Regions from separate parts of the Homo sapiens genome. Here region 1 is linked to region 2. A link is an interaction called in ENCODE POLR2A ChIA-PET data of the cell type or tissue named here. Cell type or tissue: IMR-90. All regions are shown on one strand. Region 1 holds the start of SNORA9B (small nucleolar RNA, H/ACA box 9B). Region 2 overlaps ATP6V0A2 (ATPase H+ transporting V0 subunit a2).

Region 1 (5,000 bases), 120 kb after region 2:
TTTATTCAACAGGAGGCATAAAAACTATAATTCTCTTTCCCGGAATATGACTTAATCCCTCTGTTTTTCAGCTATTCACCAATAAAACAATACTGTGACTATTAACACAGAAAAACCCCAGCACATTAGCCACCCCTGCAGGACATCAAAGGATAACTGAAGCCCAGGGCCAAGCACATTCAGGAGGTCAAATGCCTGAAGATACTGAGGAATGGTTTTGAAAATCAGAAGTCAAGAAGACTTCTGTATCTTTATGTTTAAAAATAACTATAAAATAGCCTCAGAAAAAAGAGCTTATATATATATATATATATATATATATATATATATATATATATATATAATATGTACATATGTCTATATGTGACCCATCATGATAAATACTGACATCTATTATTTACACTCAAATAATTTTACATTTTCTTCTGTTAGACTACTCCAAGACTGGAATTGTTTTGTTTTGTTGTTTTTAATGAGAGGGTCTCGCTGTGTTCCCAGGCTGGTCTTGAACTCCTGGGCTCAAGTGATCCTCCTGCCTCAGCCTCCCAAAGTGCTGGGATTATAGGCAGGAGCCACCGCACCCGGCCAAGACTGGAATGTTTTTAGTAAAATATTCTGAAGTGTGAAATCCTTCATTTCTCCCTCATCTGAAAGGACAGCTTTCAGAGACATCATTCTTTTCAGATGTCTCCTGAAGTTGTGATTTTCGTTAAAAGCAAACTGGAGCCATCCACCAAGTTAGGGAACAGCTATGTCCTTGTGGGTTCATCTGTGGCACTGGAATCAGCAGTCATCTTCCAAATCTGAGATCCCTAAATCCACTGTCTTGATTGTTCTTTTGCCAGTTGTCAACAAGCCCTTCTCAAATTCTTCTTCAGTTATTTTGCCTTTCTTAAGTTTTTTCAAGAGTCTTGTGTCATTAAGAAGTTCTTCCATGTCCTCATCTTCAATATCAGAACCCTAAGTGCAGAAGAAACCAATAAACTACTAAATTTTTCAGCAATAGTGTTGTAGTGAAACCAGCAGTTTTAACTCAAGAACTATAAGCTCTCAGATTGGCTTCTGCAAATAGAGCAAATTCCCCACCCTGGTCGCCAACGTAACAGAAATCTGACAGCCCCACACAATTCCTATTTAAAGAACTACTACAATAAATTTGTTCAAGATTCTAAGTTAATGTAAGTAAAAGTAAACTTTACCTCTTCCCTTTTCCTTTTCTCATTCATTTTTTTCTTCTTTTCTTTTTTGGCCTTCTGCTTTGACCAAGCTTTATTTTTTATGAATTTTCTTCTCCCTTCATTTTCTGTTTTCTCTCTTCTTTGTTGCTCCAGGAGTTTCTGCCTCTGCTTTTCTCTGATTTTATCTTTAAATGGAATCGTGTCGGTATTAACGTCCACGGGCACAAAATCTGGAAACTGCTTTCCTCTCAATTCTGGCATCTTGGGCATCCTCAGCAGGGCAAAACCTCGAGCAAGGCTGGCAAAATCAAGATCTGATTCAATCAGAAGATCAGAGTTAGCGCACTCAACAGGATTAGAACAATCAGTAATGGCTTACAATATAATTTTTTTCTAACCAAAGGGTTTAATGCATTCATTTTAGTTAGAATGAAAATAATTGAGGCCGGGTGCAGTGGCTCACGCCTGTAATCCCAGCACTTTGCGAGGCCGAGGTGGGCGGATCACGAGGTCAGGAGATCGAGACCATCCTGGCTAACACGGTGAAACCCCGTCTCTACTAAAAAATACAAAAAATTAGCTGGGCGTGGTGGCGGGCGCCTGTAGTCCCAGCTACTCGGGAGGCTGAGACAGGAGAATGGCGTGAACCTGGGAGGCAGAGCTTACAGTGAGCCGAGATCGCGCCACTGCGCTCCAGGCTGGGTGACAAAGCGCGACTCTGTCTCAAAAATTAAAAAAATTACATTTTTACAAAGTTAAAAGGAATACTCAGCAGCCAGTGGCCAGTTTATTCTGTGTCTACTCAAAACCTGGGAACACTTCCTTTTATGAGACAAAGCAATCTCATACTTGTAAGACCACCACATAGTTAAGATGGAGACATTATCACATGAAGAAGTCCAACTTACCCTTTAATCTGAAAATCAGGTTGCATTCATGCTTTGCATAAGCTTGGACATATGACACAAAAGCTTTCATGCCCTTTTCAAACACAGCTCTGTCAGCCAGGGCCATGGACTTGAGTTTTGGCAGAAGGTCCGCTGTGTTTCTCTGGGGCTTCATCTCCTGCAGGGGGCACTACACACACACACATACCACATTCTCACCTTCCCTGGCTGGCATCATATCCCCAGGGCTCCCCATCACAACCAAGAAAAACAAAAGCGAAACAATTCCTTTTCAACTGTTGAGGTCTGAAGCCCAACTCCAACCCAAATATTTCACATGCTCTGTAAAGTATGTTAAATTTTTAAAAGAAAATTTAAAAATCAGATTTCACATGACAATCCTAATCTGGTAGCAAAGTATGGCAACACTGGGTCTCTATTCACAAGAAGTAACCCTTGCCTGGGTCCCAGCAGGGCATGCTACCACACAGGAGACTTGGTCACTCCATGACCGAGGTGCCTCCACAGCCTTAAAGCCCACCAGGGTGGCCGGGCACGGTGGCTCACGCCTGTCATCCCAGCACTTTGGGAGGCCGAGGTGGGCGGATCACCTGAGGTCGGGAGTTCAAGACCAGCCTGACCAACATGGAGAAACCCCATCTCTACTAAAAATACAAAATTAGCTGGGGTGGCGCATGCCTGTAATCCCAGCTACTTGGGAGGCTGAGGCAGGAGAATCCATTGAACCCGGGAGGTGGAGGTTGCGGTGAACCGAGATAGTGCCATTGCACTCCAGCCTGGGCAACAAGAGTGAAACTCCGTCTCAAAAAAAAAAAAAAAAAACCCCACCAGGGCCCCCCACTGCCACCACCAGCCCAGCCCCAGTGAGTTTGCAATTCGTAATTTCAATTGCTGACCACATGCTGGAGAACTTTTCCAGCTACCCCGTCACTAGGCATTCTATCTGAAAACGGACGGCAGCTTACTTTTTGGTTAATTGCAAGGAAATTGATGTATGACTCTTCCATGGGCAGGAGGAACACCAGAGCGCTGCCCCCGTGGCCAATGCGAGCTGTGCGACCGCAGCGATGCACGAAGGCACTGTGAGAACACAGGGTGGAAATGGGTACCCAGGTGATGACAGCTGAACAGAGCTCAGGCTCCAGCCACATGGCTGCTGCAGCTAAAACGCTCTGGGGAGCCTCTAGCCTCCACAGCTCAGTGTGGACTCGGCCACTTACTAGTGTGAGAAATAGAACTGGCAATTAAACCAACACTGCAAACAGATACGATTCTGTAAGAAACATTTAATGTGAACTCTTAAGTAAAACTTGTATCTTTCTCTCTGATCATACAGGTGGGACATAGTCCCCAGTGGAAAATCTGGGAAACAATGAAAAATACAAAGAATAAAATGAAAATGACCAATAACCTCAGGAGTAATCATCAACACTTGGGGGTTTATAGGCATTTTCCTATGCGTGGAAGCATGTATTAGGAATATATGCTGACTTTGAAGAAAGTAATTGTAATTTTCACATGTGGTGGTATGTATTGCTTTTTTCATTTAGACATTCTATTGTGTGTTTCTGCAAGAACTGATAATATTTGAAAGTACTTTTAATTGCTACCAATACAGTATCACGATTTCACCATGAATGGGTTATTCATCCATTTGCCTATTTTTGCTACTTAAAACAACGGGTTTTTGTTTTGAGACAGAGTCTCACACTGTTGCCCAGGCTGGAGTGAAGTGGCACAATCCATTGCCACCTCTGCCTCCTGCGCTCAAGCGATTCTCCTGCCTCAGCCTCTCAAGTAGCTGGGACTACAGGAACACACGCCTGGCTAATCTGTATATATATTTTTTGTAGAGACAGGGTTTTGTCCTGTTGCCCAAGCTGGTGAATTCCTGGGCTCAAACGATTCACCTGCCTCGGCCTCCCCAAAGTGCTGGAATTACAGGCGTGAGCCACCGCGCCCAGCCTCAAATAATGTTGTTGTTTTTTGTTTTCTCTCATTGTCTGAAATTTCTATAACCTTGCTCTACATGGAGCACGGCAAGGCCTCAAACCATTTCAAAACTGTTCTGGCAAGCCCTGTAGGAATCCACGGGGTCACTGCAGACCCAAGCACGCTGGAGGCTTGCTATAAAATGTTTCAGTGAACATCATTATCTGTTTATCTTCTTCGGGATTCCTCCTTTATTAGGCTAAATTCCTCAACAGAGAGTGGGTGGCAGCCTCGTACCATACCTTGCATTGCTGGGAGGGTCATACTGCAAAACCCAGTTGACTTCAGGAATATCAATTCCCCGGGCCATCACATCAGTGCACACTAAAATCCCACTAGGAAATGAGAAAAAAGCATTCTGAGTAAGGAGGCCACCATCTTCATCACCATCAAACAGCCTACTGATCTCGATGACAGTGACACACAGGTGCTGGAGCTTCTCACAGAAGCAAATGTTTAAGGTAATATTTTGATTTTTTCTTCTTTCTACAAATCTCTGGGACTTCATAAATTCCAATAAAAATTGGAGGGAGGTGAGAGACAGCAAAGGGATTTTAAAAATTACAGCACTGCCATTTGAAAACCAAAACTGTATGGGTCTAATCCTTTGTAGCCATCTGAAAAACAACGGACAATTCACTCCATAACTGAGGCCTAGCAGTCAGGTATATCACTTTGTCCAAAAGAAGACTTTTAATATAGTCAGATGTTCAATGATTAAGAAAAACAGAAAACTATTATTTGTCAGCACAAGCAGATACAAGTTATGGTCATTGGTAGACACAAGTTGCCTGCTGTATAGTCACAAGCCTAATAAGCCACAGACAGTTTTTTGTTTTTTTGTTTCTTTGTTTGTTTGTTTTTGAGATGGAGTCTCACTCTGTCACCCAGGCTGGAGTGCACTGGCGCAGTCTCGGCTCAC
Region 2 (5,000 bases):
GGGTTACTGCTTTGTTTTTTGGTTTTTTTTGGTGGTGTTGTTTTGTTTTGTTTTTTTTTGAGACGGAGTTTCACTCTTGTTGCCCAGGCTGGAGTGCAATGGTGTGATCTCGGCTCACCGCAACCTCTGCCTCCCAGGCTCAAGCGATTCCCCTGCCTCAGCCTCCCTAGTAGCTGGGATTACAGGCATATGCAACCATGCCCGTCTAATTTTGTATTTTTAGTAGAGACGGGGTTTCTCCATGTAGGTCAGGCTGGTCTCGAACTCCCGACCTCAGGTGATCCACCTGTCTCAGCCTCCCAATGTGCTGGGATTACAGGTGTGAGCACCGTGCCCAGCCTTGTGTTACTGCTTTGGCAACGCTGTGTGTGTGGCTTTGGTGCAGGATTAATCTCCACTCAACAGGGTCAAGAGCAGCCAGAGGGCCTGGAGGAAAAGTCCATCTGTGAGGAATCAGGGGGTGGCAAGGGCGGCACTTGGGGCCTGTGGCCTCCAAGAAGGAAGGGTGAGAGCAGGACTGAATGCGCCGGAAGTGAATGGGGGCTGGGGAATGCGGGGCACGTGGGTATGGAGTCGGCTCAGTCACTGACAGAAAACCGACACTGAGTACTTTATCTCTTAAAAACGGTGAAGAAAGAGGAAGTTTGAGACAACTGCAATATACTTAATAAAAAAATGAGAAAGGCAAGAATAAACCAAAATGTCAACATGAATTCTATTATGGCAGAATCATAAATATAACTTTATCCATCAGTGTTTGCAATTCTTCTGAAATGCATTATATTGATTTATAATGAAAACACTTTTAAAATAAGGTAAACAGGTTATTGACAGAATAGTAGATTTTCTGGTCAAAATAAGTCTTTTTTTTTTTTTAAAGAAGGAGTCTCGCTCTGTCACCCAGGCTGGAGTGCAGTGGTGTGATCTCGGCTCACTGCAACCTCTGCCTTCCAGGTTCAAGCGATTCTCGTGCCTCAGCCTCCCAAGTAGTTGGGATTACATTGCACACCACCACGCCTGGTTAGTTTTTGTATTTTTAGTAGAGACGGAGTTTCACCATGTTAGCCAGGCTGGTCTCGAACTCCTAACCTCAGGTGATCTGCCCACCTCGGCCTCCCAAAGTGCTGGGATTATAGGAGTGAGCCACTGCACCCGGCCAAAATGTGTCTCTTAAAACGTATGCATGTAATGGGGTTCTGGGGAAATTCTCGAGGGTGGCACAGCTTTGAACGTCCCCAAGTCCCCTTCAGAACAGAAAGTGCAACCAGCTAGCAAGACCTAAAGCCTACGGATGGCATTTACAGCCAAACCACGTCCCCACAGTCCCCAAAATACAAATGGGTGAGGAAACCACCAACAGCTACAAGACCTACCCAGCAGCCTCCAGAGCAGAGGATGCAAGTAAGCAATGTGGCCTCCAAGGGGCCTGGGCCAACAACACCAAAAATGGCCAGAAAGAACCTCCCTGGGAAAGCAGAGGAGGCCAAACCACAAAAAGCAGCTGGAACTGGGAAGAGTTCTGTCCAGTCCAAGAGTAGGCGACGGCACAGGGGCCATGGGCAGTGAAGTCTGCAGGGGTTGGGGCAGGGCAGCCCAGTCCCTAAACTCACGGCACTGACCTGCCAGGTCCTCCCCTGTTGAGCGGCCACACGCTGAGGAGAAACTGCTGGGAGTGAGATCAAAACTGAGCAGGACAGGAACGAAAGAGAAAAGACAGAGGAGTTCACAAGAGAGACACAGAGGACATCTCAGATCCAGGACCCGACGTGTTTGCATTCAGTACACAAAAAATAAAAAAAAGAAAAAACCATCAGTGAGGTTAGGATCGCTATCCTGAACCTGCCATCTTCTAAAAGTTCCTTGAGTACCATAAACATCTGCCAGAAAACTATTTTCATGTAAATATACATTTATATTGCTTGTGTAATAATATAGAATCTCCTTGAGCAGGACAGGCATGGTGGCTCATGCTTGTCATCCCAGCACTTTGGGAGGCTGAGACAGGAGGGTCACTTAAGCCCAGGAGTTCAAGACCAGACACCGTCTTTTGTAGAGACCCCATCTCTACAAAAAAATATAAATAACTAACTAAATAAATAAATAAATTAGCCAGGCATAGTAGTGCATGCCTGTAGTTCCAGCTACTCAGGAGGCTGAGACGAGACGGGAGGATTGCTTGAACCCAGGAGTTTGAGATTGCAGTGAGCTACGACCATTACCACTGTTCTCCAGCCTGGGAAACAGAGTGAGACCTTGTCTAAAAAATGAATTTCCTTGAGCAGCTAAGCATCTTCACCATGTTCCATAAATCTTTTTTTTTTTAAACCTCCGCCTCTGGGGTTCAAGGGAGTCCCGTGACTCAGCCTTCCAAGTAACTGGGATAACAGGCACGTGCCACCATGCCTGGCTAATTTTTTTTCTATTGTGTATTTTTTGTATTTTTTAGTAGAGACAGGGTCTCGCCATGTTGGCCAGGCTAGTCTCAAACTCCTGGACTCAAGTGATCCGCCCGCCTCAGCCTCCAGAGTGCTGGGATTACCAGCGTGAGTTACCGCATCCAGCCTCAAAAGTCTAATTTCATTTAAAAGTGAGCAAGAGGAGGGAGAAGCCCAATCTTACATAAGGTCATAAGAAGAAAAAAGCCAAGGAGTAGAATACCATCCCCACAGACAGTGAGAAGATGCCAGAAAGAATGTCCACAAAACAAATAAAACCATTGTAACTTACTGTTTCAAAAGGAGTTAAAAGAATTAAAAAAAAAATACAGGACAGGAAAAAGCACCAGGAATCAGATTTTAAAAGACTCAGAAATGAGGTAACAGAACTCAAGAAGGAATTAGGAAAAAAAGAAAGAAATTATTTCAGAAGTAAGACAAAACTAGAAGGAACACAAAAGTGAAGAACCCTTCCTCATACTGCCGTAAGAGAAACAGAAGGCGCGAAGAGGAGAAATCTTACAAATCAAAAAGAAGTAACGAAAGACAAAAAGGATTCAAAGGAAAGTGACAGATACTGAAGATAAGCAAAGAAGGTTCCACTGAAAGATGACAGGAGGTCCTAAAAGAAGAAAACCAAAGCAAGACAGTAGAGCAAATACCAAAAACTATAATTCAGGAGAACGTTTATGAAATTAACAAAACCACCACCAAAGACTATATATTGAAAGAACATACAGAAAGACCACGTTAAGAGACACATTCTGGGCCAGGCGCGATGGCTCACGCCTGTAATCCCAGCATTTTGGGAGGTAAAGGCAGGTGGATCACTTGAGGTCAGGAGTTCCAGACCAGCCTGGCCAACATTATGAAACCCCATCGCTACTAAAAATACACACACAAAAATTAGCCAGGCATGGTAGTGCAGACCTCTAGTCCCAGCTACTTGGGAGGCTGAGGCATGAGAATCACTTGAACCTGGGAGGCAGAGGTTGCACAGTGAGCCAGTATCATGCCACTGTACTCCAGCGTGGGCGAAAGAGCCAGACTCTATCTCCAAAAAAAAAAAAAAAGAGAGAGAGAGAGACATTCTGTAAAATCACTGTTTGTTTGTTTGTTTGTTTGTTTGTTTTTGAGACAAGGTCTGGCTCTGTTGCTCAGGCTGGAGTGCAATGCAGCCTCAACCTCCCAGGCTCAAGCGATCCTCCCACCCCGGCCTCCAGAGTAGCTGAGATTACAGGTGCATCACCACATCCGGCTGACTTTTGAGTTTTTTGTAGAGATGCGGTTTAACCATGTTGCCCAGGCTGAAAATCACTGGTCTTTAAAGAAAAAGAAAAGATATTTTTCTAGACAAAACAAAACAAAAAACTAAACTAAAAAACCACATGAATTACAAGGAAAAGAAAATTAGATTAACATCAGGCTTTCTGTTGGGAGCAAGGTGCCAGAACAAGATGGAGGAACATGTGTAAGATACTCAAGGGGGAAAAAAATGAGCCCAGAATTTTATTTCCAGAAAAACTCACTCCTAATTATAAAAAGCAGCAGACAGCCACTGTGATCAACATGAGAATTCAGAGAATATGATTCTTGCAAGCCTCTCTGAGGCTTCTCTAGGGAATGAGCTTCAGGCAGCCAAGTGACTAGAGAGCTTCAGGCAGCCAAGTGAACCCAAGAACTGGGATCTGCAGGCTGGAGGCTGAGATTCCCCGCTTCCGCCTGGCACAGCCTGTTAGGAGTTCTGCATGTGAGACCCCTGTGTACCTGATCAAATTCAATCTTGGCGACAGAAAAAAAAGGCATCCTGTAGACACAAGCTGACTACCAAGGCAACTGTGAAGAGCCAGATTCATGAGGTGTGGGAATGCAGGTGATGAGCCAGCTTTCATCAACACTGGAGAACGTCTCAGTCACCTACTTATGGAGAAAAATAACACAGGACAGGACAGATGAGGAAAGCGAAGAGACAGGGACTATAAGCAGTAAGAGGTGGGCTGAGAGCTCAGTACCCTTGACGGGAAACGAAGAGTCGGTGCCCACGAGCGGAGCAAAGAACAGCTATGCAGCCGGAGGTGGACATGTGGTCACTGAGACCTTAATACGCAGCTCTCAAGAGACCCCAGTGCATGTGCACGCAGGAGATGGCAGAAGCAGCACCATGGGCTCGATCTGAATCGAATGCAGCCACCTTGAAAGTCACAAAGCAGCACACACACCACCTATAACAGGAGTACTAGTCATGTCCCTCAAACTGATGTCACCTCAGTAAAAGAAGAATCATCTGTGTTTATCTCTCAAATAGGTGGTTCCTACTCTAAATAACAAAATACTATTTATGTGTTGCTGTCTTTCTCAGCACTGGGTATTTCATGTTTATGTCATAATGGACATTATATTTTACATTTGTATCATCACAGAATTATGTAATGAGACAAGGTTACATAACCAAAAAACTCATGAAAAAGGTGTTCCCTTAACTGTCACTTGAAATATGTAAACCTGTTCTTTCCATGACCAAAATCTGAGTTTAATGTAGAAGAAAAACCTCACAGGAACATGGAA

Evidence for each region. Peaks named below come from ENCODE experiments on the same cell type or tissue, not always from the same donor. Only the 100,000 strongest peaks of a DNase experiment are listed, where the experiment ranks them.
Region 1: POLR2A ChIA-PET joins it to region 2 with 14 read pairs; 4 of 35 experiments call an interaction of 5 or more read pairs at or near these places.

What each region holds. Positions count from the first base shown.
Region 1 is chr12:123,615,924-123,620,923 of GRCh38, reverse strand. It overlaps DDX55 (DEAD-box helicase 55), which reads right to left. Exons shown (of 14, transcript NM_020936.3): 10 at 4,321-4,413; 11 at 3,052-3,166; 12 at 2,087-2,255; 13 at 1,200-1,492; 14 at 1-960. The coding sequence ends at 784. EIF2B1 (eukaryotic translation initiation factor 2B subunit alpha) reads left to right here. Exons shown (of 9, transcript NM_001414.4): 9 at 1-518. SNORA9B (small nucleolar RNA, H/ACA box 9B) reads right to left here and starts at 4,214; the gene lies at 4,084-4,214. LOC105370041 (a long non-coding RNA gene) reads left to right here and starts at 3,162. Exons shown (of 3, transcript XR_945475.3): 1 at 3,162-3,612; 2 at 4,418-4,539. In IMR-90, a CTCF peak has its summit at 2,251 (motif pointing right); a DNase peak (open chromatin) is centred at 2,253.
Region 2 is chr12:123,738,713-123,743,712 of GRCh38, reverse strand. All of the region lies in intron 9 of ATP6V0A2 (ATPase H+ transporting V0 subunit a2), which reads right to left. Among named protein-coding and RNA genes, the nearest start is that of DNAH10, 21 kb to the left of the region's middle. In IMR-90, no CTCF peak of the experiment used is centred here; no DNase peak of the experiment used is centred here.